Regions from separate parts of the Homo sapiens genome. Here region 1 is linked to region 2. A link is a loop called in an ENCODE intact Hi-C map of the cell type or tissue named here. Cell type or tissue: PC-3. All regions are shown on one strand. Each heading gives the region's core, and the rest is flanking DNA. Links, peaks and the distances in the headings are about the cores only.

What was found. A loop is a pair of places that touch in the nucleus more often than their neighbours do. Peaks named below come from ENCODE experiments on the same cell type or tissue, not always from the same donor. Only the 100,000 strongest peaks of a DNase experiment are listed, where the experiment ranks them.
Region 1: a loop joins it to region 2, with 9 times the contacts of the local background. A loop is called at or near these places in 11 of 110 quality-filtered maps.

The regions. Positions count from the first base shown.
Region 1 is chr18:41,383,391-41,399,803 of GRCh38, forward strand. No RefSeq gene overlaps it. Among named protein-coding and RNA genes, the nearest start is that of KC6, 130 kb to the right of the region's middle. RefSeq lists a silencer at 8,331-8,380. In PC-3, for the core only: CTCF peaks have their summits at 8,443 and 12,534; a DNase peak (open chromatin) is centred at 12,541; H3K4me3 peaks cover 811 bases; H3K27ac peaks cover 2,012 bases.
Region 2 is chr18:41,736,779-41,753,191 of GRCh38, forward strand. No RefSeq gene overlaps it. Among named protein-coding and RNA genes, the nearest start is that of PIK3C3, 210 kb to the right of the region's middle. RefSeq lists enhancers at 7,619-8,120, 8,121-8,620. In PC-3, for the core only: a CTCF peak has its summit at 8,861 (motif pointing left); no DNase peak of the experiment used is centred there.

The sequences.
Region 1 (16,413 bases), core at 4,905-12,904, 350 kb before region 2:
GATATTTAGATAAGAAAGACCATATTTAGATATACAGAGGTATTTTATTTTTGAATATCCTTAGGTCCAAGATGATTTGGAAACATTTCAGGATAGAACAATTAACAGAAAAGCTGTAGAGTTGTATGTCAGAAAACATGATTTAAATGGCTTAATATAAGTCGAAGTCCTTCAGTAGATTAGGCTTCAGAGCTGTATTGATTCAGACCTGGATCAGTTCTACCTTCTCACTTGCTTCTATAGAGCCAGTCTCATCCCAAGACTGGATTCCCCAGTGAAAACAAATTTGTTGCTACACTTCCAGACTTCACATCTGCATATCAACCACCATCCTGATGAAGACAAAGTGAGCTTTTTTCCCAGCATCTCTGACAGAGATCCAAAATGGACTCATTAGATTGCTTAAACTGGATGGTTAATGAGTGTGGCCAGGAGAATAGAATGTGCTGATTGGTTTACTCCCAGTGGGTCCCTGAACTGGACCAGTGGTGAGGCCAGAAGTCCAAATCCTTCAAAGAACAGAATTGCAAGAAGTACAGATACCCCAATTAAAATTAAGTCTGTGTTCAGGGGAGGATCCTGAGGCTTAGTGAAGTAAGGTGACTTCCCAAGACCACGCTGTAGCACAATGAGTAAGGTTTGACCCTCAACTCTGACAGGCATAACCACTGTCCCAGCCTCCAACTTTTATTTTCAACCCAAGTGGCTTCTGAACTTGACTCTTCTGGCTTTTCTCTTCTAACCTGTTGAATAATGTGATGGCATTGCATGACCCATAAGGTCCTATTCATGCTATAATTCTATTTTCCCTGTAGCAAAAAGGTGGTATATGTATATGTTTTGCTTCAAAGCTATAGATATTAGCATTTGCTGGTCTAGTATGAATACCAATCATGTCTGTGTTAATTAAGGTCTGCAATTAACCCAACTAGGAGACAATATCAAGAGTAACTTGAAAACAAGAATGAGTCTGAGATTCATTTCTTTATCAATTCACTCACTGGCAAATGTTTATTGAGTTCCTATTATTTGGCAAGTAATATTCTTTTTTTTTTTTTTTTTTTTTTTTTTTTGAGATGGAGTCTCACTCTGTCGCTCAGGCTAGAGTACAGTGCCACAATCTTGGCTCACTGCAACCTCCGCCTCCTGGGTTCCAGTGATTCTTCTGCCTCAGCCTCCTGAGTAGCTGGGAATACGGGCGCGTGACACCACGCCTGGCTAATTTTTGTATTTCATCATGTTGGCCAGGCTGGTCTCAAACTTCTGACCCCAGGTGATCCACTTGCTTTGGCCTCCGAAAGTTCTGGAATTACAGGTGTGAGCCATTGTGCCCGGCCTTGCCAAGCAATATTCTAAGTAGTAGGATGGGCAACCTTGCTACAAGTGTCATCTGTGGACCAAGGGCATTGGTACTCATGGTGAACATGTTAGAAATGCAGACTCTCAGGCCGTACCCAAGTCCCCCAGATCAGAATTTGCATTTTTAACAAGATCTCCAGTTCATTTGTATGCACATTAAAGTTGGATAAATACTGTATAAGAAAACAAGATAAAGTCATTGACCTTTAACTAACAAAAAAGAAAAATTTTAAAAAACCATGTTCTTTTACTTAGGTTATAAAGAATAATATTCATTTATGTATTCATTAACATGTTACCAAAATACAATTGTATTCTAATTGATTATAATTTTCAAGAATGAATTATCAATTTAGAGGAAATTGAGCTCTTGATTCTCTTATCGATGTCCAAGAATCATCCATTCATTCCATTTTATCTTTGAAATACATAATTACTTCTTAAAAGATTTAAACATTGAGGAGAAATGGTCCTAGGTAATATATATAGCATCTTAGAAACCAGAAAGAATTGGTAGAAAGTATTATAGAACTATCAAGTGTGGGCTACTTTAACGCTCAGGGATGGTATCTACTGTTTTTTATTTGGAAAATATTCTTCTGGTTTATATGAGATGAGGAACAGCAGCCTCTTCTGGTTCTTCACAATGAGGCTTTGGATATTACATATTCTGGAATACAGCAGGTTAAATGAAATATTCATTTTATCTTTCAAAACACAGACTGGAACTGTACCCAATGCCCACTGGGAAGTATCAAAGAAGATAAATTATTGGGAAAAGCAGATTTTGCCTTCTTCTTCTCTCTGGTCTATGTGCTTTCCAAATCCAGACTCTCTTTTCTTTTTTCCTCCCCTTTGGGAGCATTTTAAGAAGATAAATACAGATTTATCATTTTTAGCCCAAATGAATGTTTTCAAAATAAGTTGTGGTGCTGTCTGCCAGCAGTAGGCACCCCTGTGTTCACTAGTAAAATTCTGCCAAACCCTCAGTCCTCATGGGCACCTTTGCACTCTAATTGCCAAAAAGGAAAGGAAAAAAGCCTCACATCAAGTATGTGGCACCCAAGGGATAGAAAAGCAAAGAATATGCACATGAACAGTAACATTTTTCAAAGAAGAAACATAATTTGCTGGAGCAGTGATAGGTGAATGGATTTTTCTACAGATATTCACTCCACAGTTTAACCATTAATAACTTCTTTGCCCTGGATGGAAACATTTACACATGGGACCTCAACATGGTCCTAATGGTAATACCTAGTTATCAACCCTAAGATCAGATCCATGCAGGGTGGTTTTGTAGGCTGTGCCTTGCACAGCTCCACTGTACATCCCCACAAAGCAACATTCATGCAGATGATAATGTGCATGGCATCTGCAGGGTTGTTCAGCATGTCCACCCACCACCTAAAGTTCCTTCTCAACAACAATGCAGTCTTTCATCAGAAAATCATTGACACCTCAGCCTGCCATTCCACCTCCTTCCACTATTCCATGCTCACCATAAGTAACTCTAAACTTGGTGAAATGATTTAAACTTTCATAACATAACTCTTCTCCACCTATATCTTCTTTTGGTCCGTGACACCTAAAATGAACTTCCAACTTTTGACTAATTCGTCTTTCCTCTAGGACATCCACACAAAAAAATAATAATTGCCAACTTTGTTTATTTGTTTGGTTTTTAAATACAAAAATAGTGGAATGGTCAATAAATAGAAAAGATGCATCTGGTAAACAATGTAAGTGTCCTGGGCTTTCTGCAAATCTCAGCCCAATGGCATGTATTTGCAAACAAGACCACTTCGTTAGTTAAAATTTCATGTGGGATATCACATAATGTTCGGAGAACTCTGCTGTCTGCCACTACCATGAACAAAGTTGTTTATCAGAGTTTCTTCTCTCCCTACACTGACTGGAGACACTCACATTTATTCTGTAAATGTATTCTTTTTATTTTTCTGTAGATTATATTGCTGTAAATATCTCATTTCTGTGAATGTAATTACTGCACCTTCAATAGCCACCAAGAACAGGTGCACAATGACATTTGATGAACAAAGAAGAGAATGAATTAATTAATAAATGAGTGTGAAACACTGTGCTGGAAATGTTTCTACACAAGAATTAAGGAAAACTTAAGATCATGATTCAACCATTGGGTCTAGCATCTAGTTGAGGTTCCAAAACCATGTTGAGTTAAATTAAGGTCTAAATCTTTGCCAATTTCCAAATAGTGAAGTGAACAGTAGTGATAATAGTGCAAAAGTCATGGGGTGTGTCAGGGGTTGGGGAGATTGTTAAGGTCTGAAGAGATGAAGTTTGAGCTGCCCTTCAATGGATGTGTAAAATTTATTTCAAATCGTGCTAATTTATACATAGCCATTTATAAAGATGGGTAATCTTAATGACTAAGGAAAGTTCATTAACAAAAGAGACAAGAGACCTAGGATTTTTATGTCACCATAATGTTTGCTAACATAAGCACAGTATTTGCCTTACAAATCTGATATAAGAAGACACCATTTCTTTAGGATGAAGCAACTCTCTGAAATCACAATTCTTTGTAGTTGTCTGATGGCAGATTATATTTTTACCACCTATTCTTGCCTTGATTTAGGACACATTATAGAATGTTTGGTGGAAATTGGCACTGAATACAAGAGCCCCTCCAGACAATTTTAAAGTATATGCAATCTAATTAGCAGAGAGAAACCCTCAAAAATGGTGTCTGGACTCAAAGAAGATGAGAGTGTCCCTGATCAGAATTCTTCTTAAAATCTATTTAATCAATAGATACATATGTAGTGATCAGTTTGGCATCCTTGAATGTAGCATTGGTATAAAAAATGCATCTCATTCTGATGCATTTGGTGCCCCTAAACCCATTCTAAATGTGTCTTTGATCCAGTTCCCCAAATAGTGATCAGGCTGGAAAAATAAATAAATAATAAATTTTATTTGTGTGTATTTATTTCTTTAAAATAGCAGCTTTGAAGAATCTATGTGTTGGCCAGGCAATACAAAAAGTGAGGTCCCTGGGTTCTGGTTAAATAAAGTTGCACCATGTTGTGTATGTGTATATGTGTCTTTTTAAAAGTCTTATCTCTTTAACAGTGGTGTTTCTATAATGATTTAATGATAGCTGCTGATGGTTTGGCACTGCCTTTCCTTCTTAACAGTATGAATAAAGCAATAGGGCATCTGTGATATGCAGACATATAAATCTCAAAACAAAAAGGGTCATTTGGATCTCCCATTGCTCAGAAAACACCATTTATATTTCCCATATGCTTTATTTAGTTATCTGAGTGTTTCATTATACTTTTTTCTATTTCCTTTGCTTCTGAGGGCATTGACCCATCTCTTTCTTAAGACATAAAGAATAAGAACAGAGATTTAAAAATCACAGCAATTCAACATTAAGTCCTCCACTTCCTCTCATCTTTGGTGAAAATTTAATGACATTTGAAACCTGACTCCATCCTTCATGTCCAGGAGGGTGTTAGTAACTTAACCTTTTATTTCCCCATCGAATATAAATTCTGCCTTTGCTAGGAAGGATTAGCCAAGAATAGGGCAAAACCATTGTATTCCACTTCAGAAATGGCTCCTGGAGAGTGCTCTGGGTGAACTCTCCTCCGGATTGCCCTGGTCCTCAGCTGGCCCTTTGTACAGAGGAATGAGTAAGTAGATCCAGGGAGGTTGTGATGCTTTTCTCTATTCCTGCAACCCTGAGGAACAAGTAGAATTCATCAAGGTATCTTTGCTTGATTGCACCTCATTGTCCGTACCTTTTATCATTTGATCTCTTGAGATTTTAATGATTTGATGATGATCTGTTTGTCAGGATGCCTGCAAGCATAGACCTGTGAATCTGCTTTCCTGATAGACTGGCACCCCAAGGTATACTTTTTTTATCAAAAGGTAACATCGATCTCAGTGTTGCTTTTCCATTATTCAGTCCTGCCACCTATTATTTGCTACTGGCCGGGCCTCTGTCAAGTCCTTTAACCTTCTGAGCCTCAGTTTCTACATGTGTAAAATGGGGATAGCAATATCTGCCTTGCATGGTTGCTGAGATGATTTTTTTAGATTCAACAGCCTGATGTATATAAGACATATCAGTGTGCCTGACATTTAGTAGACACTCAAAAAATGTCAGTTTCTTTTCCTTTCTCAGTCTTCATTGAATTTCCACCATGATACAAAGCATGGAAATCCACATAAATCTGGAAATTTCTTTGGAATTAACGAAAAACATTAATATTTCTCACATGTGACTAATGATACTTCTTGAACCAAAGCTGAACTCTAAAATCCTTTCGGAGCTCTCTCCCTCCTTGTCCATTATTACAGCAGCTCATATCAGAGCATCTGTCAAAAATTGCACTGGGACACATTTGGCAGTCACTTTCCCCCTCATTCACTTAATGTTATCCATCAAAGGGCAACCATAGTCAAAGAAGCAATGGTACAAATGAAGATATGGAGCCATGAGAAGTTTAAAGGAAAAAAAAAGTCAAATCGGTTTTGATCGTTGTCCATTGTCTGTGAGATATGACTTCTGTCATTACAGGATGCACTCTAGCACTAACTTTGTGGTTCAGTATATCTCTCATGGGTCCTTGAAATGTGATTTTATTACCGGAATTACTGAGAGGACCATGCAGTGCCATGGGATTAACTGGAACTAGGTCATGAGACACCAACGAGAGTTTTGCAAATACAAATGTGCAAATGGGTTTCTCTGTTCATGGTGGATTAGATCAATCTTGTCTGTAAGGCTTTGGCAAGTCTACCATTTTGTTGGGAAATGACTGCAGAACATCCATCTTCCCTGGACTCTAAAACAACTTCCCCTCTGTTCTTTGAGTGAGTCCACTAGTGCACAGAATGGAGCCAATGAAGGCAATGGTCTAAAAAGCCTTGCCACCTGAGGTATCTGGGTACATTATCAGACAGATGAGAGGGAGACACATTCACATTGGATCCATTTCACATCAGATGCATTGCACGGCATAAACAGTAACAGGAAAGGAAAGGCTGGGTGCCCCTGCCACCAGCCTCAGAGCCGCATGAAGTTATCACCTAACATCAGCAGCCCGACCCTTCCCTGGACTCTCTGGGAGGCAGCCCTATGCTATGCCTACCTCTTCGTTAGGCTTCTCACTAACAGCACCTCTTAGCACTAATTCAGATGGTAAAATAACACTGCCTCTGCCCCGTGTAATCAAACAGCAGAAGGAATGTGGCACCAAAAAGCCCGAGTATGAGGAAGTAATAAATATGTTTTAAGATGACAGTTTCAAGGAGCCTAAGCCTGCACGACAGAGTTGAAGGCAGACAGCTTCAGATGGCAGAAGCTGCTGAGGAGATGTCTTCGAGACCAGCAGTGTCTGAAAGGAAAGAACAGAATGCAGGCCAGGTCTGGATCAGAGGAAAAGCCCCAGAGACGTGCAATAAGATGCACCTTTTGAAACAGCCAGAAGAGAGTAAGAAATAAGGAAGGGACTGAGCCAGTTCAAGTATTCTTGTAATAGGATGAGGTTGCTTTATTTCCGCATCCGAAACCCTTTCCCTTTCAAGGCATCTCATTTTACTCTACTTTGCTTTAGCCCCTGTTTCCTAAGTCCTATTTCGTAGCGCACCCAAGCTGCATAAATAAAACCACTTTGGAAACTCCCTTCTCAGTCATCTTGGGGACACACATGATAGGCTGGGTTGGTATAACTCAGCCTTTTATATATTTTTAACTACCTGGCATAAACCCATATTTAAATGTCACCAGTAGCAAAGCCAAGAATAAATTCACGACCGTGCCTGCATTCAAGCATGTTAGCATGCACACACGCACGTACGCCTACAGTGTTACTGAGAACAAACTTGCCAATTTGCAAATGGGACATCAGAATACATTAAGACAAAGGTGGACCTATGGTTAAAGAGAATAAATAATTGGTTTCTGTCTTGTGGCATGTTTTAGTTAAAGATAGCAATGCAATCTCCAGTATATCTGGAAATTATTGAAACCTTTTTTTTTCCAGAGGCAAAAAAGATCAATACCTTTTTCTCTCAGTGGCGTAAAACATCTCAGGTTACTTTGTCCCTGTTTATTCCAGCAACTCCAAGTTCAAAGTAAACGTTAAAGTCATGAGGGTAAAATCATATTTTCAGAGTAAATGAGGACACTTTGAAATTGGCTAAAATGTTTGCTTCACCAGCTTTTGAGATATCAAGCTGAAGGCCTCTGCTCTAGGGATAGAGGCAAAGGAAGAGGCGAATGATTGAATGGGGGTTTTCTGTTTTTCAAGCAGAGCAGCCAAAACTGCTAGACAAAGCCACAAGCTAAGCATCTATGAAACACGATAGAGATAATTTGTCTTATCTCTGGGAGGAACAACACAGCAATTTCTGTGTGTTTCTCTCCATAAAATGGGTTTTCAAAATTTGCTGCTTTTTCCCAGGATGTTGAAAGCAAAATATCATATTAACACCCAAAAAGATAAATGCCACTTCTATGGAAAATGTTGTGAGATGTCACCAAATGTAAAAGCAGAGGCCTTCTCTCCAGCTGCTGAAATGCGCATTCGTTTTATGTCTTTCCCACTGAAATGTAACCATCCCGATAGATATTTCAGCACACTATACAGAAAAAATAGAATGATCCTCCAATCATTATCTATAGGACATTACACTGATAAATGGTGGTATTAATGAACCTAAATAAATTTGAATCCTTTCTCCCTGCAGTTATTTTGATAATACAAGAATCTAGTAAAGTACATGGAATTAACAATTAAAGGGGGTTAAGCGGACACTTAATACTTTTTCTTTTTTGCACAATTTGGCAGTAATGCATCTGCTGTAATCAGGATTTTTATTTCTCTTTGGGAAAAAAAAGGGGGAAATGTTTATATTTTGGAAGCAAAGCCTCCAGGATTTGCAGCTCCTCGGTGCAGACCCAGCATGTACGTGTTTGCGTTTGTGTGTGTGGCTTGTGTGCGCATTGGTGGCCCCGCCGGGCGCGGCTGGCCTGTCTGGCTTTCTCCTTTTGCAACAGCTCCACCTTTGGGCTTCTAAAGGGAAAGGTCCTTTTTTGCTAAAGGATATGAAAGAAAAGGCAACAGCCAGAAAAATGCACTCCGTACTCAACCTTTTGTTTAGTGAAACCAGACAATAAAATTATTTTCTTCATTAGAAAGAGGGACATGAAGAAGAAAGGGGAGCATGGAGAAAGAAAAGGAGGATAACAAGGAAGATAAAAGAAGGGAGACGGAGGATAGAGAAAGAAAAAAGGAGGAGGGCAAGGACGGAAAAGGGGAGAGCTTCCTTTTTTGACCAGAGGAAAATGCAGGACTCATTGAATAGTTATTTCTTGAATGCTTTTCTGCCTAGATTGCATACTTCTGTAAAGCTCTGATAGACCTGAAGTCCAGCATCTCTGTTTCAGACTTCCTCAGCAGTGTCATTTTCCCTGTCACTTGTTGTTTATAAACTATAGTACCAGATTAATGAATGAGAATATAACAGAGGATTTGGACTTCTGTTAAGCCCATTCTCTTTAAAATAAGGACTATGTGCAATATGTGCATGTTGGTAAGGTTCTCACTATTTCTTTCTGAAAGCTCAGCAGTCTTGGATTGTTTCCAGACAGATTATAGCCTCACTCCCAGAAAGCATGACCTTGGCTAACCAGGGATGGGGGAATGAACACAGAGAAACTTCTTAAATCCCACTGTCTACAAAATCCCAACCTTTAAATGTGTGAGTTTCAGTTAGGCAAGTATTTCGGGAATATAGTATGGGAGCTTAGTGGGAAGGGCTGGAGATCTAAGTAAATCTTTGTCTAGGGGAATTGGTTTGGGTCTTTCGGTATGAAAAGATCAGAAAAAAAAAATGTCTGTTCCAAAATCTGTGCTTCGTAGGAATGTAGAATGTAGGTTTTTATAATCAAATCTATGAGAGTATTAAAAAAAAAAAGAAAAAGAAGTATCACAAGTGGAAAGGAAATGACATTCAGAAGCCTCAGATTAACTCCAAGAGTGAGACAGGTCCAGGCACTTTGCTTTGGAGCCTTTAGTTCTGACCTTCATAGTTTTAAATCTGTATTTTTTTCCTCATTATTCTGACTGCTTGCTTTTGCTTCTCTGACTATCACATTGCATAGTTCACCTAGATTCCACATCCAAAAGTGTCCTCTTCAATAAATAACTCCCCTGCTCAAAATCCTCTAAGTTCTCCCCATTGCTCACAGGATAAAATTTATATTTCTCAGCCCTAATTCCAAGGTATTTGAAGATTTACATCCAAGCCCCTCTCCCAGTAGTCCCGTACAGAGACTGTCCTTTCAAGTCAGGGTAAGCATTCAATGCCTCATCCTTAAGAACACTCAGAGCTTCCTTTTAATACTACTTCCCCTTAAGGTCCAACTGCAATTCTAAGCTTTGCAGCCGGTATCATGACAAACGCATTCATAAAAGCATCCACCCCCTCTTGTAATTCTGTGTGTTGTACGCATATATATATATATATATATATATATATATATATATATATATATATGTGTGTGTGTGTGTTGTGTGTATTCATTTTAGTTTCAAGGTAAAAGTATGTATATATGTATGTGTATATATCTGTGTGTTTATGTAGAGACATATCTGATTTTCTTTAACTCTTTAGCTGGGTGACAAGTTTTTTTGTCTTTTTGGGTTTTTTTTGAGACGGAGTCTCGCTCTGTCGCCCAGGCTGGACGCCCAGGCTGGGCTCACTGCAGTGAGTGCAGTCGCGCGATCTCGGCTCACTGCAAGCTCCACCTCCCGGGTTCACGCCATTCTCCTGCCTCAGCCTCCGGAGTAGCTGGGACTACAGGCGCCGCCACCACGCCCAGCTAATTTTTTTTGTATTTTTAGTAGAGACGGGATTTCACTGTGTTAGCCAGGATGGTCTCGATCTCCTGACCTCGTGATCCACCCGCTTCGGCCTCCCAAAGTGCTAGGATTACAGGCGTGAGCCACCGCGCCCGGCCGGTGACAAGTTTTTTTGGGGGGCAAAGTTTATGCCTATTTTAGTGTCCTTATGACAATTAGGATAGTGCTTTGTATATATGAAGCATTGAATTTAAAATATATATATTGATTGGTTGAGTTGACGGTAAAATGAATGTCCCATTTGTGCACCCAAATAAGGAGTTATATACTTCTAAATGATATCTTTCTGGATAGTTTGAGGAACCAATAATTAAATGAGCCTGATGCAGAAAATTGGGCACTTTTACTTTTAAATCTTTAATATTTAGCCAGTTTTTATCCCAGGGGTAAGTAGAATCTTCATATCACCACTTGTCTTATACCTCCCAGCTATGTTTACATGTTTTTTTATATTTAAATTATCTATAAATCTTACATAAAGTGAAACCTGAAAAAGAAGTCCACTAATTTTGGTGCATAATTTTTTTATATATCCTATTTTTTTGGGAGCAAACTAAGCTCTGAGAACTCTTGTAATTCCTAACAATCACTTGAGGCCAGGAACATATTTAATATACACCTATCTCTCCCTACTACACATATCCACATTTTATTATTTGTGAATTTGGCCAAAGAATAATGGGTACTCAAAAATCGTCATTTTATATATTCTCTATTTAGAGGTATTCCATGCCTCCTTTCATACTCTAAGGAAATGTTCTTTCCTTAGCTACTGAAAAGTAAATTATTTCTTTTTTTTTTTAAGGCAAAATACAAACATAGACTTTATTAAATGCTGCTCAATCCCCCAATGAAGATCTTTTGTTACAAAACAGTTTTCCACACAACTGCAAGTTAAGAGATTGGAATGGTACTCTGATAACAAAAAATGTGAGAAATACTTGATCAAGTAAAAATATACAAGACCTCTATATAGTCAACCTTTTCAGAGCTCTACAGAGGAAGCCTACCTCATTTCCTTTAAATAAAGCCAGGCAGTGACAACTAGTGTTCTGTATCACCAGGGCCCTGATGTTCCTACTGATCCCACACATGATCACAATGGACTCCAGAAACGCTTAGTCTGAGCACTAAGCACCTACGAAGGATCAGTGGTTTTTAGAGGTAAATTGTATGTAAAAGGCCGTGCATCCTGAAGAAGCTTAGAGGAAAAGGTTTTTTAGGTCTGAAACTAGAAGAGGCATGTCAAGCGGCAGAGGATTTCCAGTTTCCACTTGCTGGGATTGGATGTAAGCAACATGACTCTTTAATTGCACACTGTATACGATTTAAAACAAAAACATGAATTATAGAAAGGTGATGGATCCATGAAGCACATCTTCCCACTCTCTCATCTTAATTTTTTTAATTTCTAAACAAATCTATCTCTCCCTCCAGACTGAATTACCCACTCTCCATTTTTCACTTCTTGTATGTACTTCTATTTTATAAAACTCATTTATCTCGTGTGTCTCTCCCTTAGAGTGCAAGCATTTATCCAGAACAGATAATGTGTCATATATATCTATGCAGCCCCTTTACCTAGAACAAAGCCTGGCACATGATGATGATCAACAAATGCTGGTTAAAATGTTTCAGTGAATTTTAAGCTGCTTGGAGAGACTGAATTATATCTTGATCACATTTACATCCTTAAAATTCTTTAAACAATGCTTTGTAAATAGATGGAACTGAATGCTTACTTTTTTGCTTTTAAACAAGGAGGGAATCCATGAGCTAAACTCTAAACATGGATGCTTTGTTGGGGCAGAGCGTGCCTACTTTTCAGGTGCAGGGCTCAGATGCAGAACCTGGGCCATTAGTTGATACGAGAAACTTAATCAGACAACAGAGATTTATCTTTTTCTTCATCAGCAGGGTATATCTCAAAAAAATTTTTAAAGAAAGGTTATTTGTTATTGTGGCATTTCGTGTTTGGCTTCATGTCCTGTTTTTTAGCATCCGCTTCTGCCCTGTAGTTTCTCTGGTAACTTGTGCCACTGTAGCAAGTGCTAACCGCCTGTTGATGGGGCAGTCTAAATGTGTCTGAGGAATAATTGTACCTGGACTTCACCTTAATGCCTTTATAATGTTCTCTGCTTTATATTTAAAGGTGACTAAGACAATTTAGTATCATAAAAGGCTGAGTAATACCCAAGGCAAACACATTTTAAGTCAGAGATGGGCTGGCCCCCTACTGTTCACATTATAAATTCATCTTGTGGGCCTCTGGAATAGAAAAACAATTGTTTCTTGGTGCAGTTTTATTTCCCCCCCTCTAGGCTACTTACTTCATGACTGTTCAGCACATGTAAATAAATATGTCATTATCCTTTTTAGTTTCAGAGTAACAGCAGGTAAGATAAGAATTTAAGCAAACATCAGGATGTAGGCCTCGAGACTGTGGGTCTTTGATACCTGGAAATGCAGAATTTTTCTTATGTTGTAACTTGTGAGAGTCCAAAGTTATAGAGACTTGGTGTATTAATCAGGGTTCTCCAGAGACACGAACCAATTGTGTGTGCATACACACACACACACACTCACACACATTTACTGTAAGCAGTTGGCTTACATGATAATGGAAGCTGATAAGCTGATAAGTCCCATGATCTGCAGTTAGTAAGCAGGAGACCCAGGAAAGCAGATGATGTAGTTCTAGTGTAAACTTCCAGTCCAAAGGCCTGAGAACCAGGAGGGCCAGTGATACAAGTTCTACTCTGAAAGCTGGCTTGAAACCTAAAAAGAGCTGATTTCTCGTTTTGAGTTCAAAGTCAGGATAAGAATGACGTCACAGCTTAGTTGGGCAAGAGGAGTTCCCTCTTAGCCTTTTTATTTCACCAGACCTTCAACTATTAGATGAAGATCACCCACATTAGGGAGGACAATCTTCTTTCCTCGGTCTACTGATTCAAGTAATCTCATCCAGAAACAACCTCACAGATACAACCAGACCTCACAGATACAATGCTTGACCAAATGTCTGGGCACCCCATGGTCAAGTTTACACATAAAATTCACCATCACACTTGGTATTGCTTAAGACGCTGCTTGGCTCTTGAATATATCTGTGCATGTATATATATGTGTGTGTATGTGTGTGTGTATATATATACACACACATATATATATACAGTCGCATACGCATAATGCCATTTTGGTCAATGGCAAACAGTATTTACATTGGTGATCTCATAAGACCATAATGGAGCTGAAAAATTCTTTTTGCCTAGTGACATCATAACTCTCATAGTCTTGTAGTACAATATATTACTCATGTGTTTATGGTAATGCTGAGGTAAACAAACCTACTGTACTACCAGTAGTATAAATGTGTACAGTAATGTCCTAGACCTTCACATTCACTCAACATTCACTCGATGACTCACCCAGACCAACTTTCAGTCCTGCAAGCTCCATTCATAGTAAGTACCTTTCTCAGGTGTATCACCTTTTAATCTTTGATGTTACATTTGTACAGTACCTTTTCTATGTTTAATACATGAAGGCTTACCTTTGTGTCACAATTGGCTACAATATTCAGTACAGTAACATGTTGTACAGGTTCGTAGCCTGAGGCAACAGAATATACCATATAGCCTAAGGGTGTAGTGGGCTATACCATGTAGGTTTGTGTAAGGACACTCTATGATATTCACAGGACAAAACTGCATAGCAATGCATTTCTCAGAACATATCCCCATCATTAAGCAATGTGTGACTGTATATAATTTCTCAATTTAACCATTTGTTATGGAATTTTATGTTTTCATATTAATATATTAAACTATAGTAAACACTAGTATTAAGCAAGTGTCTGGCACTTTGCTACATATATGACTTCATTTATTTGTTAAAATGATGCTATATGATATGTATTCTCATTACTCCAATTTTCCAGATGTAGATATTAAGTCTGAGACAGGTAAAGGAAATTGCCTCAAGTGGCGTAACTTGTAATTGGCATGTCAAGATTAGAATCCAGATCTATTTGGCACCAAAATTCTGCATTCTTCACTCTATTTCTCTTGAAACTCATGATACTGAGAAAATCTGCATTATATGTAGAATCTGAAGGTGTAAATATAGTGGTTCTGTTTTGGGAAATAATTGTTTTGCCATAAAAGCCAATTTGCAAGAAAATGTCATTAGGAATAACACTACTTAATTTTTTGTACATGTAGAGAAATAGCAGTGAGAAAGGAGCATTTCCAAGGTATAAAACCTGGAATGCAGTATGCTGAATTAAACAAATGAACATCAGACTGTTACTTTTCTCTGGAAGAAATAAATATTCCCCAAACAAGAGGGTTCAAACCTCATTTCTCTAAAGGATTCCTGGGTCAGGACTACTTCTGGCATCTTTATGGAAATAACTATTAGACAGATATGAGATGATAAAATCATTGTGATCTTAAATGTTGTATAGCAACATATACCTGGACCTAGCTACCTTTCACATTTTAGAGAGAACAGCCATCTGAAAAGCACACATGAGTTTTGCTATATTTTGGACTCTCATATTGCTTTTCCATGGTAGAACCAAAAATGAAAAACAGTATAATAATAATACAAATTTCTTATGTGATAATTTACCCAGATACCATATTTTCTTTTAAACTACCTGTTATAAGTTCATTGTAATGCCCACCAGGTTATTTGTGGATGGTAAGTCTATCTGCCATTCGCTAGCCCTGGAGCACATTGCTACTTTGACATGACATCTTGTAAAATCCAATGGAGACTTTGCTTATAACCGTAATGGAGTAACTGGTACAAGATTTGCCTTCCTAAGGATAAAATTGGACAAAACATATGCAATATACAGTTTTCAGATACAGGACAAAGGGAAGTACATGACCACACACCCAAGAGAAGAAAGGAAGAGAGCTCCATAATTGTCCAATATTTCTGTCTAGACACATTTTCCAGACCCAGCATGGGGAAAAATTCAAGCAGAGCATGATGATCTTGCAAAGTAAAGCACAAAAATCAGAATTTGGTACTATATGGTGACTAATTTACAGGGCATAGTACCGGTAACAAAGAAGCACCAGAAACCTGCATAGGGTCCCTGTGAAACTTTAAACAAATGGTAGTCAGAGCATGTGCAGGGTGAGGCTCTACAAAACTGGACTAAAACAAATGCCATGGGAAGAATAACTATAGGGAAGCTGTGACCCAAGCAATTTCTGGGTATCACACAGGACCAGGAGATTCTGAGGTGTGATAGCAACAGTGGAAAGAAATTACTGAATAGCTGAAGTATTGAGTAGTGACTTCAGAAGGAGCAACCTTGGGAGCAAAGATTATACAATTTTAGAGTAAAGTCTACTCTAGACTCTATTCAAACTTTAAGCCTTTAAAGCAGGGGTCCCCGATCCTGGGCCATGGACCAGTACTGGTCAGTGGCCTATTAGGAACCGGGCTGCACAGCAGTAGGTAGCAGCAGGCAAGCAAGAAGTTCCACCTAAGCTCTGCCTCCTGTCAGATAAGCCACAGCATTAGATTTTCACAGGAGCATGAAGCCTATTGTGTACTGTGCCTGCAAGGGATCTAGGCTGTGCACTCCTTATGAGAGTCTGACTAATGCCTGATGATCTGAGGTGGAACAGTTTCATCCCAAAACCATTCCCCATCTTATGTGCATGGAAAAATTGTCTTCCATGAAGCCAGTCCCTGGTGGAAAAAGGTTGGGGACCATGGCTTTAAAGAAGCAAGCTGATCTATAAGCAAACTAACTTCCTGCCTGAATTCAACTTAGCACTCTTCAAAGAAAAATGAAAAACTTCAGTTATTGAACAGCATAGAAACTGAATACCCAACACACAGTCAAAACATGCTAAACATGTAAAAAACCAGGAGAGTATGACCTATAACCAGGAGGGAGAAGGAAAAAACATAAAGCACCGACCATGGAATGATGAAATTGGCAGACTAAGGGTTTAAAAGGAGCTATTATAATTATGTTCAAGAATTTATACGGAAAAAAACCATGACAGAGAAAGAAATGGAATATCTCAATAGATAAATAGAAGCCATATATAGAGAAGCAAATGAAAATTCTGGAATTGAGAAATATGAT
Region 2 (16,413 bases), core at 4,668-12,667:
TGAGAAACATTATCAATTCCATAGCACAACATTTTTGAAAAGTAAAATTGCATATGCAAATCAACAATGTATATTCTACAAAGATGCAAATTTAAGAATATTTAATAAATGCTTTTTCATGGTTGCCTAGGCAAGGGAATAATATGAAAATGAGGACAGTTGGAAGGCAGGAGGGAAGGAGGGAAGGAAGAGGAAGAAAAGAAATTTGTGACGATGAATTATGACAGTTAATAATACACTAAATACTGTGTTTATTGCAGTCTTCTGAATTTGAGGTCCCTAAAATTTATGTTTGTATTCCAGTGCTTACACAATACTGTATGTTCATACTTTACACAGAGTTAGTGCTTGACGAGTGACTTCTGGTGGGTGGGTGGATGGATGGATGGATGGATGGATGGATGGATGGCTGATGAATAGATTAGTGAATGATAAATACTATTTGGAAGCCCAGATGAAGAGGATTAGAAGAAATTAGGTTAAAACTATTGGCAAAAGAAGGTTCATAAACAGCTATTATTACTTTATTCTTTTTCTTTCATTTTACCTTGAGAGATTGTATTCGTTTCCATGGCTGCTGTCACAAATTACCACAAAAAAAAATGCACTGGGTTACAGAAATAAATTTGGGGGACCTCAAGTTCAGGTGACTGCAATAATCATAGTCTTTAGACTACCACTAACTGTCAAAATTCATTGGTACAAATTTATTTCCTTCCCCTTCCCTCCCTACTTTCTTTCCTCCTTCCCCTTCTTCCTTTATCCCACCCTCCTTTTCTTCATCTTTCCCTCCTTCTCTCCCTCCCTTCCTTCCTTCCCTCCTTCCTTTCTTCCTGCACACATTCTACTCTCTCCCCTAATAGGTATGAAGATCCCTACTATCCCAACATCCAGTACTTTCCAGAAGCTCCGTTCCCATTACTTAGGCAAAATTGGAGGAAGAAAATGGTTCAGGTGAGTTTCAGAGTCTGAGGAGGCATCTGCTTAACAGATGAGGAAATTCTGAGCTAAATGATCAAATACATTAGCCTTATATGGCATAGCAGCAAGGAGAACTCATAGACCTCTGTGGTGGACTGCATAATGGCCCAAAAAATATTAGGTCCTACTCCCTGGGGTTCATAAATATTACTGTATATGGTAGAGTCTTCCCTTATGTGATTAAATTATCCTGTGGTAAAGAAAATTATCCTGGACTATTCACATGGGACATAATGGCAATCACATGTATACTTATAAGAATAGGCAGAAAGAGATGTGACACACACCCAGAGAAGAAAGCAGTGTGAAGACTGAGTAGGAAGAGATTTGAAAATGCTGGCCTAGAAGATTGAAGTGATGGGGCCATAAGCCAAGGAAGGCCAGCAGCCACAAGAAACTGGAAGAAGCAAGGAACAGATTCTCTCTAAAGCCACTGGAAGGAGCATGGTCTTGCCAACACCTTTATTTCTGTCCAGTGATACTTACTTTAGGCTTTGGCTTCCAGAATTGTAAGAAAACAAATTTACTGTTTCTAAGAAAACAAATTGTGACTGGCAGACATAGGAAATTAATACAATCTCCCAAGATAAAACGAAGGAGACCTTGAGAAATTAATGGATTTTCTGAAGTTCAAATGCACCTACCCCAGACTGGTCTAAGACGTGAGCTTATTAATCGGGGTGGCATTTCCTGGTGAGAAGGAGTAGTAAAGAGATATTACCCAGTGATCATATTAGACATTTCAGAGGTACAGTGGTATAGAATACAGAACATTTTCATATATTTTCACCCTTCTCACTCTAAACAAAGAGAGACTGAGTCCCCTCTCTCACTCATCCAGGATTCTTCTTACTCAGTTCTTAACTCTAGTCTAAAAAATAACTCTTTCCCTAAGCCACTAGCACAATAATTACATTGCTTTCTAATAAGTCTGCATTCCCTGCAAACTCTTTATCCCTTAGAGGAGTTCAAAAGTATGACATTAAAGCACAAAACAATTATACTATAGACATACCTCATTTTACTGTGCTTTACTTTATTATACTTCACAGATACTGCGTTTTTTTTTTTAAAAAAAAATTGAAGGTTTATGGCAACCCTGTGTAAAGCACCTCTACTAGAGTTATTTTTGTCAACAGCATGTGCTCACTTTATGTCTCTGTGTCACATTTTGGCAAACTTTATTATTATTATTATATCTGTTATGGTGATCTGTGATCAGTAATCTTTGATGTTACCACGAACTGTGCCCATTCAAGAAAATAAACATAATCAATCAATAAGTGTGTGTGTATTCTGACTGTTCGACCAACCAGCCATTCCCCCATCTCACTCCCTCTCCCCTGAGACACAGCAATATTGAAAATAGGCCAATTAATAACCCTACAATGTCTTCTAAGTATTCAAGTGAAAGAAAGAGTTGCAAGTCTCTCACTTAAAATCAGAAGCTAGAAATGATTAAGCTTAGTGAAGAAGGCATGTCAAACCAATATAGGTTGAAAGTTACACCTTTCACACCAAGTAGTTAGCCAAGTTCTGAATGAAAAAGAAAAATTATTGAAAGATATTAAAAGTGCTATGCCAGTGAACACACAAATGATAAGAAAGAGAAACAACCGACATGGAGAATGTATTAGTGGTCTGGATAGAAGATCAAACCAGCCAGAATATTTCCAAAAACTGAAGCCTAATCCAGAGCAAGGCCTTAACTCTCTTCAATTCTATGAAGGCCGTGAGAGGTGAGAAAGCTGCAGAAAAAAAGTGTCTGAAACTAGCGGAGGTTGGTTCATGAGGTTTAAGGAAAGAAGCCATCTCCATAACATAAAAGTGCAAGATGAAGCAGTAAGTGCTGATGTAGAAGCTGCAACAAGTTATCCAGAAGATCTAGCTAAATTAATGAAGGTGGCTACACCAAACAACATATTTTCAGTGTAGACAAAACAGCATTCTGTGGGAAGAAGACTCTGTCTAGGATTTTCACGGTTATAAAGAAAAAGTTGACCGGGCATGGTGGCTCACGCCTGTAATCCCAGCACTTTGGGAGGTCGAGGCAGGTGGATCATGAGGTCAGGAGTTCAAGACCAGCCTGGCCAAGATGGTGAAACCCCTTCTCTACTAAAAATACAAAAAAAAAAAAAAAAAAAAAAGAGCCAGGCTTGGTGGCAGGCACCTGTAATCACAGCTACTCGGGAAGCTGAGACAGAGAATTGCTTAAACCCAGGAGGCGGAGGTTGCAGTGAGCCAAGATCGCACCATTGTACTCCAGCCTGGACGATGGAGTGAGAGAAAAAAAAAGAAAGAAAAGAAAAGAAGTCAATGGCTGGCTCCAAAGTTTCAAAGAACAGGCTAACTCTAGTAGTAGGGGCTAATGTAGCTGGTAACCTAAGTTGAAGTTGGTGCTTTTTTACCATTGCAAAAATCCTAGGGCCCTTAAGAATTATGCTAAATCTACCCAGCTCGTGCCCTGTAAATGGAACAAAGCCTGAATGACAGCTGCTCAGTTTATGCCATGGTTTACTGAATATTTCAAGCCTACTGTTGAAATCTACTGCTTAAAATAAAAGATTCCTTTCAAAGTATTACTTTTCAGTCACAGGGCACCTTGCCATTCAAGAACTCTGATGGATATGTACAAGGGGATTAATGTTGTTTTCATGCCTGTTAACGTGTTTATTCTATACCCCAAAGATCAAGAAGACTTTCAAGTCTTATTATTTAAGAAATATATTTTATAAGACTATAGTTGTCATGGATAATCTTTCTTCTGATGGATATAGGCAAAGCAAATGGAAAACCTTCTGGAAAAAATTCAGCATTCTAGATGCCATTAAGAACCTCCATGAATTATGAGAGAAGGTCAAAATGTTATTAACAGGAGTTTGGAAGAAGTTGCTTCCAACCCTCATGGATGACGTTGAGGGTTCAAGACTTCAACAAAGGAAGCAACTACAGATGTGAGGGAAATAGCAAGAGAACTAGAATTAAAAGTGGATCTTGAAGATGTGACTGAATTGCTAAAATCTCTTGGTAAATCTTGAGCAGAGAAGATTACTTCTTATGAATGAGCAAAAAAAAAGTAGTTTCTTGAGATAAAATCTACTCTTGGTGAAGATGCTATGAACATTGTGGAAATGACAGCAAAGAATTTAGAATATGACTTGAATTTAATTGGTAAACAAGCAATAGGGAGATAATTATTAGCATTTTTTAGCAATTAAGTATTTTTAATTGAGGTATGTACATTGTTTCTTTAGGTGTAATGCTATTGCCCACTTTGTAGACTTCAGTATAGTGTAAACGTAACTTTTTTTTTTTTGATGTAGTTTTGCTTTTGATGCCCAGGTTGGAGTGAAATGGCGTGACCTCGGCTCACTGCAAACTCCACCTCCCAAGTTCAAGCGATTCTCCTGCCTCAGCATCCCGAGTAGCTGGGATTACAGGCATGTGCCACCACACCTGGCTAATTTTTTTTTTTTTATTTTTAGTAGAGGTAGGGTTTCAACATGTTAGTCAGGCTGATTTTGAACTCCTAACCTCCAGTGATCCACCTACCTCAGCCTCCCAAAGTGCTGGGGTTACAGGTGTGAGCCACCGCAACTGGCCAAACATAACTTTTATATGCACTGAAAAACCAAAAGTTGTGTGACTCATATTATTATGATGATCTAGAACCAAACGTGCAATATCTCCAAGATATGCCTCCAAGATATCTCACATACAGTTACAGGAGAGATGCTCTCTTCTAAACTCTGCTTTTCTCTCTAGTCCATCCTTCTCAACCTTGACTGCACATCAGAATCACCCAGAGTATTTTACAGTTTACTGATGTGTGAGTCCCACCCTCAGAGATTCTAATTTAATTGGGATGAGCACAGCCGGAGCACAGGGAGTGTTTTTTTAAATATATATATAATATGAGCTTTTGGGTATATTACTTTATTGGTACACGTCTTAGAACTCTATGGTCCACCAATTACACTTATATATCCAAGGAAGACCAATGCATATGACCATCAGAAACATGATGTACAATAATATTTACAGCAGTTTCATTAACAATAACTAAAAACTAGAAACAACCTAAATGTCCACCAACAGGAGAATAGATGAACAAATGGGATAATGTATAGACAGCAGCAACAACAATAAAATCCCTACTGATATGGACCCACATGGAAAAATCTCACAACCATTATGTTGAACAAAAGAAGCTTCACATAAAGATATGCATACTTTGTCATTCTATTTATATGAAGTTCAAGAACAGGCAAAACTAATCTTGTAGGTCATCTGACATCCTTCCCAGATCAGATGGTACCTAACCTCTCAAGAGATAGCCATTATTCTTTTTTTTTTTTTTTCTGAGACGGTGTCTCACTCTGCCACCCAGGCTAAAGCGGTCCTCCCACCCCAGCCTCCCAAGTACCTGGGACTACAGATACGTGCCACCACGCTCAGCTAATTTCTTATTTTTTTGTATTTTTGATAGAGACAAGGTGCTGCCATGTTGCCCAGGCAGGTTTCAAACTCCTGAGCTCAAGTGATCTGCCTGCCTTGGCCTCCAGAATTGTTGGGATTACAGGCGTTAGCCACCACACCTGGCCCTGACTTTTATTAGAAGCATAGGGAGTTTTTTTTTTTTTTTTTTTTTTTTCCAGATGGAGTCTTGCTCTGTAGCCCAGGCTGGAGTGCAGTGGCGTGATCTCGGCTCACTGCAAGCTCCGCCTCCTGGGTTCACGCCATTCTCCTGCCTCAGCCTCCTGAGTAGTTGGGACTACAGGCGCCCGCCACCGCGCCCAGGTAATTTTTTGTATTTTTAGTAGAGACGGGGTTTCACTGTGTTAGCCAGGATGGTCTGGATCTGCTGACCTCGTGATCCACCCGCCTCGGCCTCCCAAAGTGCTGGAATTACAGGCGTGAGCCACCACGCCTGGCCTAAGCACAGGGAGTTATAAACATTCCCTAGGTGATTCTCGCTTGGAGCCAAGATTGCGGATCACTATTCTAGTTTCTTTTTTCCTTCTAAACTGGTCTTGAAGAGATTTGCTCTCAATTCAGTACACTTAAAAGTGGAAACAATTCACCACGTTTTTTTTTTCCAAAAATGTTCATGATTTCAACCTAACTTTCATTTGCGAGTTGAACAGCTTTGAAGCCCATTAAAAGATGCACAAACTCTCAGTAGATACAGAAAGGGGTCATCTTGGAGCCTTCCGGTCATGCCATAACTGAGAGTAAGCCCAGCTTCACAGACAGCTGCTTTACCTGAACACACGTCAATGATGCTGAAGACCCAAAACCACACTGTCTGATCCAGCTAAGGTTATTTACTCAATAGGAAACTCACCTCCCTTTCCCTCCCTAGCCTATTGTGGCCAAAGCCGTGCAGCCTGAAATTTTCAAAAGGAAAACAGCTTGCTACCTGGTTTGCAGCACCTATGACTTAACTACATTTATAAGGGTTGTGGAACTTAACATCTACATTTTCCCTCCTATGTTCTGATTTCCTGTTTCTCCACACTATTTATGTTCACCTATTACCCAATTAGCACCCCAGTAAGCTGAACTCCCATAGTTGTTTCACCCTAGCAATTAACCCTCTCCAGCACCCCGCTCTGAAAAGAGCTCCTGATTAAAATAAACTGCTCAATTATTCTCCTAACAGGAAGCGTGCCACAGTAGACCAGAAGGAGAACAATTTATTTTTTCTTAGATCTCTAAATGTGTCCAGTATTGGCTTAGAAGAAAGATTTCCCTGGAATAATCTAGAGGACTTCGTTGAGGTTTATGGTAAGGGCACAAATTTACAAAATGTCAGCACCTATCTACCAGTTTCCAAATGGTCAGCATCTCTAGTTTGAAGAAAATGCTAAGATGAAAAAGGAAATTCACTGGTTCTCCTTTTTTATTTGATAAACTGCTGACATAAATTTCTCATTAAGAACCACAGTGACGAATAGAAAAGACGTAAAGAGAAAAGTCAGGACAAAAGGAAGTTAAAGAATGGAAAATAAAAGAGATGGGAGGATATTAAATATCGAGTTACCCAACATCTTTAAAGAATAGGATGTTCTGTGTAAGCAGTATTTCTTTACGAATGAAAATAATGTGCATACTATGTATAGCTTTCCTATTATTAGAAATTTAAGATATTTAACAAAGAAACTCCAATTAATATAACTTTGCCAGAAATTTTTGAAAGAACTTCGGAATCTCAAGTGCCTGAGATATATTAATGACTATCAACAACAATTTTGCAAAGTAATAAAGGGAGGAATAACATTTAGTTGATATTATTAGTAAAATGTAAAACTTGTAGTGGGTCAGAGATGTGAAGACAACATAATTTTCCGGAAGAATACACACCTTTATGTAAAATATCGAAGTGGGTCATAACCATATTTGCACATGATACGGAACTGCATATAATTGCCTACATATTTTATATGTAGATTTTAAGGCAGAAGATCACTTTTAATCTAGATTGCAATTTATTGGGGAGTTTTGTGTTTTATTTTTTTCTACCCACACATTATTCCTAAGGCAAGAATCCTCCAACCAAAAGAGAAGATGGCACATTCAACCACAAAAACCTGTGGGTGTAATTAGACTAAAGAACAATCAAGAAGGTAACTTTAATTTTATCTGAAAAGAAAATACATTAAAAGCTACAATTTTTGGTACAGGATTGCCTGCTAGGCAACTGAGGCAGAAGGTGCTACAAAGAATCTCGTTCTGAAAATGTAGTCAAACAGTCCTCGGCTTGCACTGATTTCCTAAGATCTTTCCACTGCAGAAAACTGCAGAATCCAGGCATCTTGGAAGACTGCTAGAATCTCACTTTTCTCTGCCATGAATGGAGTCACCATTTTTCAGAAGCCTTCATTAACTGAAATTCTAATCCTGCTTAAACTTGAATAAGGAAAACAAACAAACAAACAAATGAAAGACCTTCCTGCATACTGAATGTGTAAATCCTGGAAAACTGTTTACAGACAAGGAGTAGTCAGCCAGCTCATAGCTGTGACTTTTCTGTTCCGAGGGAAAGCAGCTTGCGAGCTGCAGTGTCCAGGAGCAGAGAAAAGCACAGTCACTGAACCCTATGAAATTTTAACAATTCATTAACAGGAAAGGGCTGCATAAAGGGATGCAGGATCAGAGGCAGCTCAACAGCATCAAATTCCGAGAGAATGAAGACCGAGAAAGGGGAGATGTGGAAATTCAGACTGAGGAGAAAAGGGAAAAGAAAGAGGAGGGAGATTTGACAGAAATAGGAACAAAGACAGGAGAGACAGGAAGGCAAAAGAATAGGAGAGATTAGAGAACAAGGGAGAGGAAAGAGGAGAAAGGATTTGAATAAAATTCAAGTCTCTAATCTGGTTTTACTTTTAATCTTCCCTCTGAGGGAGGGCATGAATGTAAAATGCTTATTGTTCCACTTTATTTTTTTTTTTCCTGAGTTCCCCTAACTGACCAAACCATGTGTTAAAAACAGTTTCCCTCCTGGAAGGGATTATGCCCTTTGACTTTCAAAAATCATCCCTCCCCTTCCCAGCCTCAATAAGGCTGGGTGGTGGTGTGTGCCCTGGTGTGGAGCCACTGGGGGTCTGCAGAAGGATGCAGTCTCAGAGAAGTCAGCCAGGCTGGTGGAGGGAAAGCATTGTTTCTTAAACACCCTTATCTTGGACAGTGTAGGCATATTTGTTTGTAAATATACATGTTATGTATGTGCTCATGTAAATAAATAAGTTTAAATATAATTTCCAAATGAACAACATGAGAAAAATTGTCGATTTTTGAGTGTGTCAAATAATGACTGCAAACAAGGTGTTTTGCAGCCGCCAGCAGTGGGTCCATCCCTGAAGCCACCCTGCCATCTAGTGGGGCACTGCCCAAATGAACACCTCTTCCAGCCACAGTCGGCCTCATTTACCCTCACAGCTGGAGACAGGGAAGTGGATTCTCCTAAATGTGTTAACTTAGCAGTGCTATATACTAGAAACAAATTAATATATAATTCTTCTGTGTCTTAAGGTCATTACTGTCAAAGCATAAATTAATAGGGCTATTCCAGTTAATTCATTTTGGCGTTTGTTTCTGCATGTCTGAGCGCATATGTGAAAATAGGCCTACCCTCCATGCCAAGGGGGAAGAAGGAAGGAGGCCTAAAAGTAGCTTAGCCAAACAAGCAGACTCTCTGACCTAAAAGCAAGTCAAGGGCAAAGCCTTTCAAATGCTGCTGCTTTGCCCTTCTCACTTCTTGGAGCCCAGACTAACAAATCCTCAGAACAGCAAAGCTCAAAGAGGAGGGGATAGTGGATGGACTCTTGGGAGTCTAGGAGGAGGTCAGGGGGCACTGTTATCAGAAGGCAGTGTTTGGAAAAACACCTGGTTCCACTTTCTAGGGCGAAAGGGATCCTGTTACAGGAAAATAAGGGCTCCTCTTTCTGACCAGGAGGTGGCATGTCCATGCTCACCTGACCAGCCTGGTTGCAGAAGAGATTGTAAGAACGGTCCCCTGCCCTTATTCCAAAGGTGGCTGCATCTTTATCGCCACTCCCTAAATCAGTGGGTTTCCAGATCATATACAGAAGTACACAGCAATGCTCTCCCACTATGAGAAGAAACAAAACAACCCACAGCAATAGAAAGGGAAGACCAAGGCGCGTGTGGGGGAAGGTGAAATTTTCCGCCACCTGATTTCAATTCTTTTCAGAATCCATAGGGGTAGAAGCGCTTGAAGAACAGGCTACACCCATTGCTGTTTGCCTCCTTTTGGTCTATTCCGAGATTCAGGTAAGAATCTGAAATTCCACCTTTTTCTGAAGTAAATCTCAAACAACCAGGGCTAGATGTAGATTCAAAGATCAGATCATCCTAGATTTTAATTTTCATCAGGAGTTATTGTCATGCGTATAAATTCTGTATTCTCAAATAAAAATATCTAAAAATGCCTTCAGGCTTCTGCTGCTAATAAAACAATGTTCTCTTGATGTGTGTGTGTGTGTGCGCGCACACGAGCTTGTGTGTGTCCTGAGAGAGCTGGGGGAAAAGGGGGCGTCTTTGCATGTCTGTCCTGATAAGAATTGCTTGATAACCACCCTAGAGAAGCATTTCTGGGGTCAGAGCCATATCTTCTCCCAGAATCTCTGCAAAAATGTATTAACCAAAGCAATATACTATACTATTGATAATGCAAATGCTGTGAGAGAAAATTCTCCACCATCACTGCAGTGCCTCCTAATCTAGTTACAAAAAAAGAGATTGACTCACATAAAACAAAAATAGGCAATGATGCAAAACATATCAAAACAAAATTTCTGAACCTTAACTATGCCTTTGAATCACCTGCAAGACTTCATACAAGTGCAGATCAGGCCACCGACAATCCCAATCTCTAGGTGCAGCTTCTCTATTTTTGCAAATTCCACAGCTAATTCTGATGTGGAGTGAAGTTGAAAGCCAATGACTCAAAATTAAAAAATAAAAATAAAAAATAAAAAGATTCTTGCATGGGTGATTCTTTTGAGCAGCCAGAAATGAGAACAAGCATATAAAATGCAATTGCAGATGGCGCGGCAGGACCTTAGCCACTGTGGGTGGTTAAGGGGAGAAACCAATGAGCGAGGGGGTTAGCACAGACACAGAAAAGTGTCCTGGAGAGGGCAGAGCTTCAAGAATGGGTGGGACATACATAGAGCAAGAACTTAGGAGAAGGTATTCTAGGTGAGGATATCAGCGCTTCTGCTGGAAAATATGCTGCAAATTCTAAGGATCACAGAGACCTGCCTGGTAAAACTGAATGAGTATCTTGGAGAACAGTGAGTGCAGCTCACCTCTGAGCCAGAAAATAGCCAAAGATATAGCTATCGAAATAAAAAGAAGTAAGTACCAAACAGTCTCAAACATGGTCCATGTTCTGTCTCAACAAATGTCCACATTTCCCTTTTGTCCAAGGCCTCCCTGATTGCCCCACTTCTGCATATGTTGAATCTCGAAGAAGTACATGGTTGGTTTTTCCCATTGTGCTGCTACCTGAGAGTTAAAGATTTCCACTTGTGAGTAAGATAATGCACTCAGCTGCATTAAGCAGACAATTAATTTATCCCCTTGGCTGCCCACTACCCATCCTTAATGTACTTTAAAAAGGAAATAATGCTTACCTTGCTTTAACTTGCACAGTGTCTGGAAGGAAAAAGGCATGCAGGAGATAAGACTAAAATCACTGCAGTAAGAATCACCCTGATCATCATTGGATCATCATGTCAAATAGAACTTCATAATATTGTTACAGAGACATCAGAGCAGATGGGTAAGAAAGAGTGTCATGTGAGAAAGTGGAGTGTTATTACTTCATTTCATCTTCCTGTATTGCAATTATAAAATGTGCTGAAATTCAGCAGGGTGACCAGTATATCAACCTCTGACAAACGCCAGGCTTTCAAGTGTCTGAGGTAATCAAAGATACCCCATAAATGGTCCAAGATAAACATGGCTAGGCCCTGATTCTTGAAAATGTGATCTGTTCAAGTGGGATTGCAAAGAGTCCACATCTTAATTGAAAGAACATAGTAATCTACTTGGCTAGGGAATTAGAATGCTCCAGAAGAAATGCTATCTATCCTGGTTGGTATAATACTTTGTTATATGAGGACATAGGCTAGAAGGTGATGGTCTCACAAGATTCCTATTAGCTCTTCAATACATAAGCCTGAATCATTTAATTTTATTTTACTCAGACAAACTTTTAATGGACTCCTATAGTCTGCATGGTATAAACTTCTTAACAGGAGATTCAAAGCCCTTGATCATCTAGCTCAAACTAGTCAGGCAAACTTTTTTCACACTGTCCTCCCACATAAATTCTGTTCCATTTGCGTTGAGCTGCATAATACCCTCTGAATACACATTACTGAAACTTGCCCCCATCCATTGCACGAGATTGGCCATCCACTACAACATTTTACCATAAAAAATTGTAACAACAAAAAATAACAGCATTTTATTCATCAAACAAAATCTTCCCCAACATCCAAGTCGGTCCCTTCCTCTCCCATAGAGTCTTCTTTGAAAGTCTCATTATGAAATATCTTCTTCTGAGGACTGGTAGTGCTTGATATCTCCACTGCCATGTCACACACTACATTACATGGCTAATTATCTGTTTCTATGAATAGGCCTTTCTCCCTTTCTAAATGACAATTTCATAAGATCACACCTGTGTTTTAAAACTTTCACCTTTTTACAGAATCTGGTACTGTGCCTGCCCTAGACTTGATGCACAGCAAGGTCAAGAATCAGGTCATGTGTTCACTACTATATTCCTAGACCTTGGCATAGAATCTAGCGAGCTGCGGAAAGGAAAGCAGCACTTTTCCTTTTGGATTTCTCAGATACGAAGAACATCTGCTCCTCTTGACTCTGTACATGTACAGACCACGTTAGATAAATGTCAGGAGAATGGAAGTATCTACAAGTTATTTTAAATATGTTAAAAAAGAAAATCCCATTCATCCTTTAAAGAGAAAAACAAACATTATAAGCCCTCTTACGGTGAATTTCTATTTGGCTAACAATCTCCAATGAAATATAGAGATAAAAATCAAAAATAATACAGAAACATAAAATTAAAAATAGTTCAAGTTGTGAGATTTATTCAATAATTGCATTTGATTTGGGGGTAGTTTTTTTTATTTTTGTTTTTGTTTTTGTTTGTTTGTCTTTTTTTCTTGAGACAGAGTTTCACTCTTGTTGCCCAGGCCAGAGTGCAATGGTGCAATCTCCGCTCACCACAACCTCTGCCTCCCAGGTTCAAGCGGTTCTCCTGCCTCAGCCTCCCGAGTAGCTGGGATTACAGGCATGCACCACCACGCCCGGCTAATTTTGCATTTTTAGTAGAGACGGGGTTTCTCCATGTTGGTCAGGCTGGTCTTGTGCTCCCGACCTCAGGTGATCTACCCGGCTCAGCCTCCCAAAGTGCTGGGATTACAGGCATGAGCCACCGTGCCCAGCCAGGTGTTTATTTTTTTAAGTGAAATAGTAGTTCATAACCCACTAAAAATTACTCTTTCAACTAATCACTGTTTATGGCACCTATCCTATACTGGGGACTGATTATAAAATTCATATTCTTTGTAACGTACACTGAGAATAGCCTCAGCGGGAAAAAAAGGGGTGAGGACAAGAATTTTTTTTATGAAAAAGTTGAAGGAAATACTCTGAAATTGGGCTCAACTTTGTCCCAGTCAACAACCGTGATGGCTTTCAACATATGTCTTACAAAGCGTATTGGCATGGATTTTGTTGCATCTTTGGTAACTATGTAAATGAGAAATTTTATGTAACCCACAATAAAGACAAAGCCATGATATAGTAATGTGCTTTCTTTTCAATCTATCCATACCTCTTTCACTGCCAGAAATGAATTTCTGAAAGAAAGTATACCTGTGATCAGCGGGTCTGCAAATCAAGACCTCGATTACAAAGTGTTGCAATGCATTATAGGAACCAAGATGCTAAAATCTGAAACTGAGGTGTTCTCATCACATTTTGGATCTCCAAAACAAAAAAGAACACCTGACTCTTATGCCTTTTCTCTTCTCCCACTCTCTTCCAACCTTTGCACACTGGATAAAGAATTTGTAATGTTGCCAACCTTGCCACTTAATGATCTGGATGCATCTACATAATGGCCTCCTGATACTGGCCGTTATAAATGAGATTCACGTTATTTATAAATTAGCTCTCTTGTTCTGCATATTCCTGAGTTTATCATCATTAAGGAGCAGAAATGTTTCTCAACAAAAGGCCCAGGTACTATGGCGATAGACACAATAGTAACGCTTAGATACACAGATAGGCATGTTGCTGTTTTGGTCTTTTGTATCCATCTTCACTTGTCCCAGATATGCCATTTTCTGATTCTCAGGGTGCAGAATGTTTTGAAATACATTTGCGTATTCATGGATTGTTGGCTGTATTCACATTTTTATATTCAGCTAATATTTAAATGTATTTAGGAAACAGGCCTCAATTTAGATTTGCAATGTGGTATGAAATATCATAAAGGGAAATCACTTTCAGGCTGTTAGATCTGGTGCAGCTGGGGAGATAGAGAGGTTCAAAACATCTGTCAGCCCACAACATTTTCACAAACCCTTTCCATACTCAACAATACTAAGCAATACGGCTGCTAACCCAGAAAACATAAAGACCTGTAGAAACATTAGAGCAAGGGAAGAAATATGATTTTCAACCATTTTATTTAAATTCTTATCGGTTCACAGACCGAGTTCTTTTGGGCAGACTAATAATGTCCAGGTGTGGGCCTGTGTCTGTGCCAATTTTAAGGCTGGTTTAGTCTATGGCTGAAAAAGACAGAGGAGGACTTCCTATAAGGAGGAAATACATGAAGAAAGGTTTCAAGGGAGCAAGCTATTTTGAGATGTCCAGTGCCTTCATCAGCACCTAATACATAAACTCTCAGGTCCTTATTTGCCTCTAGGCAATTAGCCCAGTGGATTCATGTACAGAGCGAACAAGATCTAACCCATATAAAAGTATAGGTCCCAACTTTACACGTGTTATATCCTGTGGCCTCAGGCTAAGCTCCTTATCCCAGTTAGTCATCTTGCAAAGTTAGCTGGGCAGGAGTGCAAGCCACTTCTGCTGTCAGAATAGTCTATTGATACAGAGATGGCATCTCCTGTCCATAACAGATTCTAAATGTCTCCCTTTTATAGAGAACAAAGTGTCCTAACACAAACACTACTCATGGGTAGTACTTAGTAAAGTTTTGATAATGATGTTGATAATGATAGTAGTGATGATGGTATTAATGAAAACAAAGATGAAGATATTTTTTCAAGGTTCCCACCAGCAAAAGGCAAGCAATTTATTTGTGGTCCTGCCCAAAAATAAAATAAAACAAACAAAACAAAAAACAAAAACAGAAAGCTTCTTTTATGTCGTCTGTATTGTCAATGTGTTTGTTTATGTGCATGCACACACATATGTGTGCCTGCTGATAAGGAACTAAACAAAATTAACAGCTGACATTGGTCAAAGCATCAGCTGTGGCCTGAGATAAATGGCACATTGTGGTAGTGTTCCACTTTCATGATGTAGCTGTGGCTGAAAGTCAGACAATAAAGTCACTGCCTGTCTCTGGCAAAATTTACATTGATTAGAGAAGCAATCACTCAACAAACATCCCTGGCCAACTCACATGATTCTGGAGACACATAATCTATATTCATAAAGCATTTTGGGATAATTAAATATCAGGTTCTAGGACAGTACAAGATACAATTAATCATTGAGAAAAACAAAGAATCTCCATTCAGCTAGATGTACGGCACAGGTGAGGAGAGAGGGAGACCGGAAAATTTTAAATCCACTTCACAAATCCACTCAGGGTAGTGGGTTTGAAGCACTCTAATTTACTATATAATACCTCTTTTAGAAACAACAACTTAGAATCAGCTAATAGATTACACACTGAGAGCAAAGAGACAATCTGGTAACAAGCCATTTCAACATAGAAGACTCAAGATTTCACTCAATAGAAACCAAAATAAGGATTAACAGTGCCACTATTTAATTAATTATAAAATAACTCAATAGTTCATTATCTTTCTTTGAATATGGCATTTGTTTCCTTAATCCGAATGTAGGATCTTTAAATCAGGGATTATGTGATATATTTCTTTTGTACCAAACCAGTATTTAGCACAGTGCATTGCAATGCGTAGATACTCAATAAATTTCTGTTCATTGATAGCTTCACTAGTATTCTCGACACAGGGCTCTGATTATTATAACATTACCATACACACACACACATACACACATACACACACACACACAAATTGTCACTGACTCCCTATTAGCTGTAAAATACAGTCTAAGACTTTGAGCTTATTCCACACCTTGTAACTGAGCCCAAACTGACCTTTCCAACTTTAATTTCCCCCTATGCCCCCATACAGCTCACAGTTTGCTATTTATGTGCCGCAATTCCTTGCATTGCTTGGTTCAGTTTGCTTTCTTTATATGAAATATTCCTTTTCTCATCATTTCATATTTTCCCTGGCCAAATGTTAGTTCCTTCGTGCGCCCTTCCCTGTTTCTCCCTGAGACTTCCAAATTGAAGCAATCGCCGCCTTCCTTGAACCTCCGTAGAATATTAGACATGTCTCTCATATGGATTTGCACATTCCATAGAGTCATGCTTGTGCTTGTCATATTTACTCTGCCATTCCATAAATTCTCTGAGAATAAGATCTCCAAAAGTTTGATTCATCTTCGAAAATCCCTAGGCTTTTAGCATCTTTGAAACCCCTAAGGCCCTTAACACAGAGAGGTTCCCAGTAGATATTTGCTGAATTAATTTGCTGTTGATTAATTTATTTATAGAAGAAGGAAAAATCT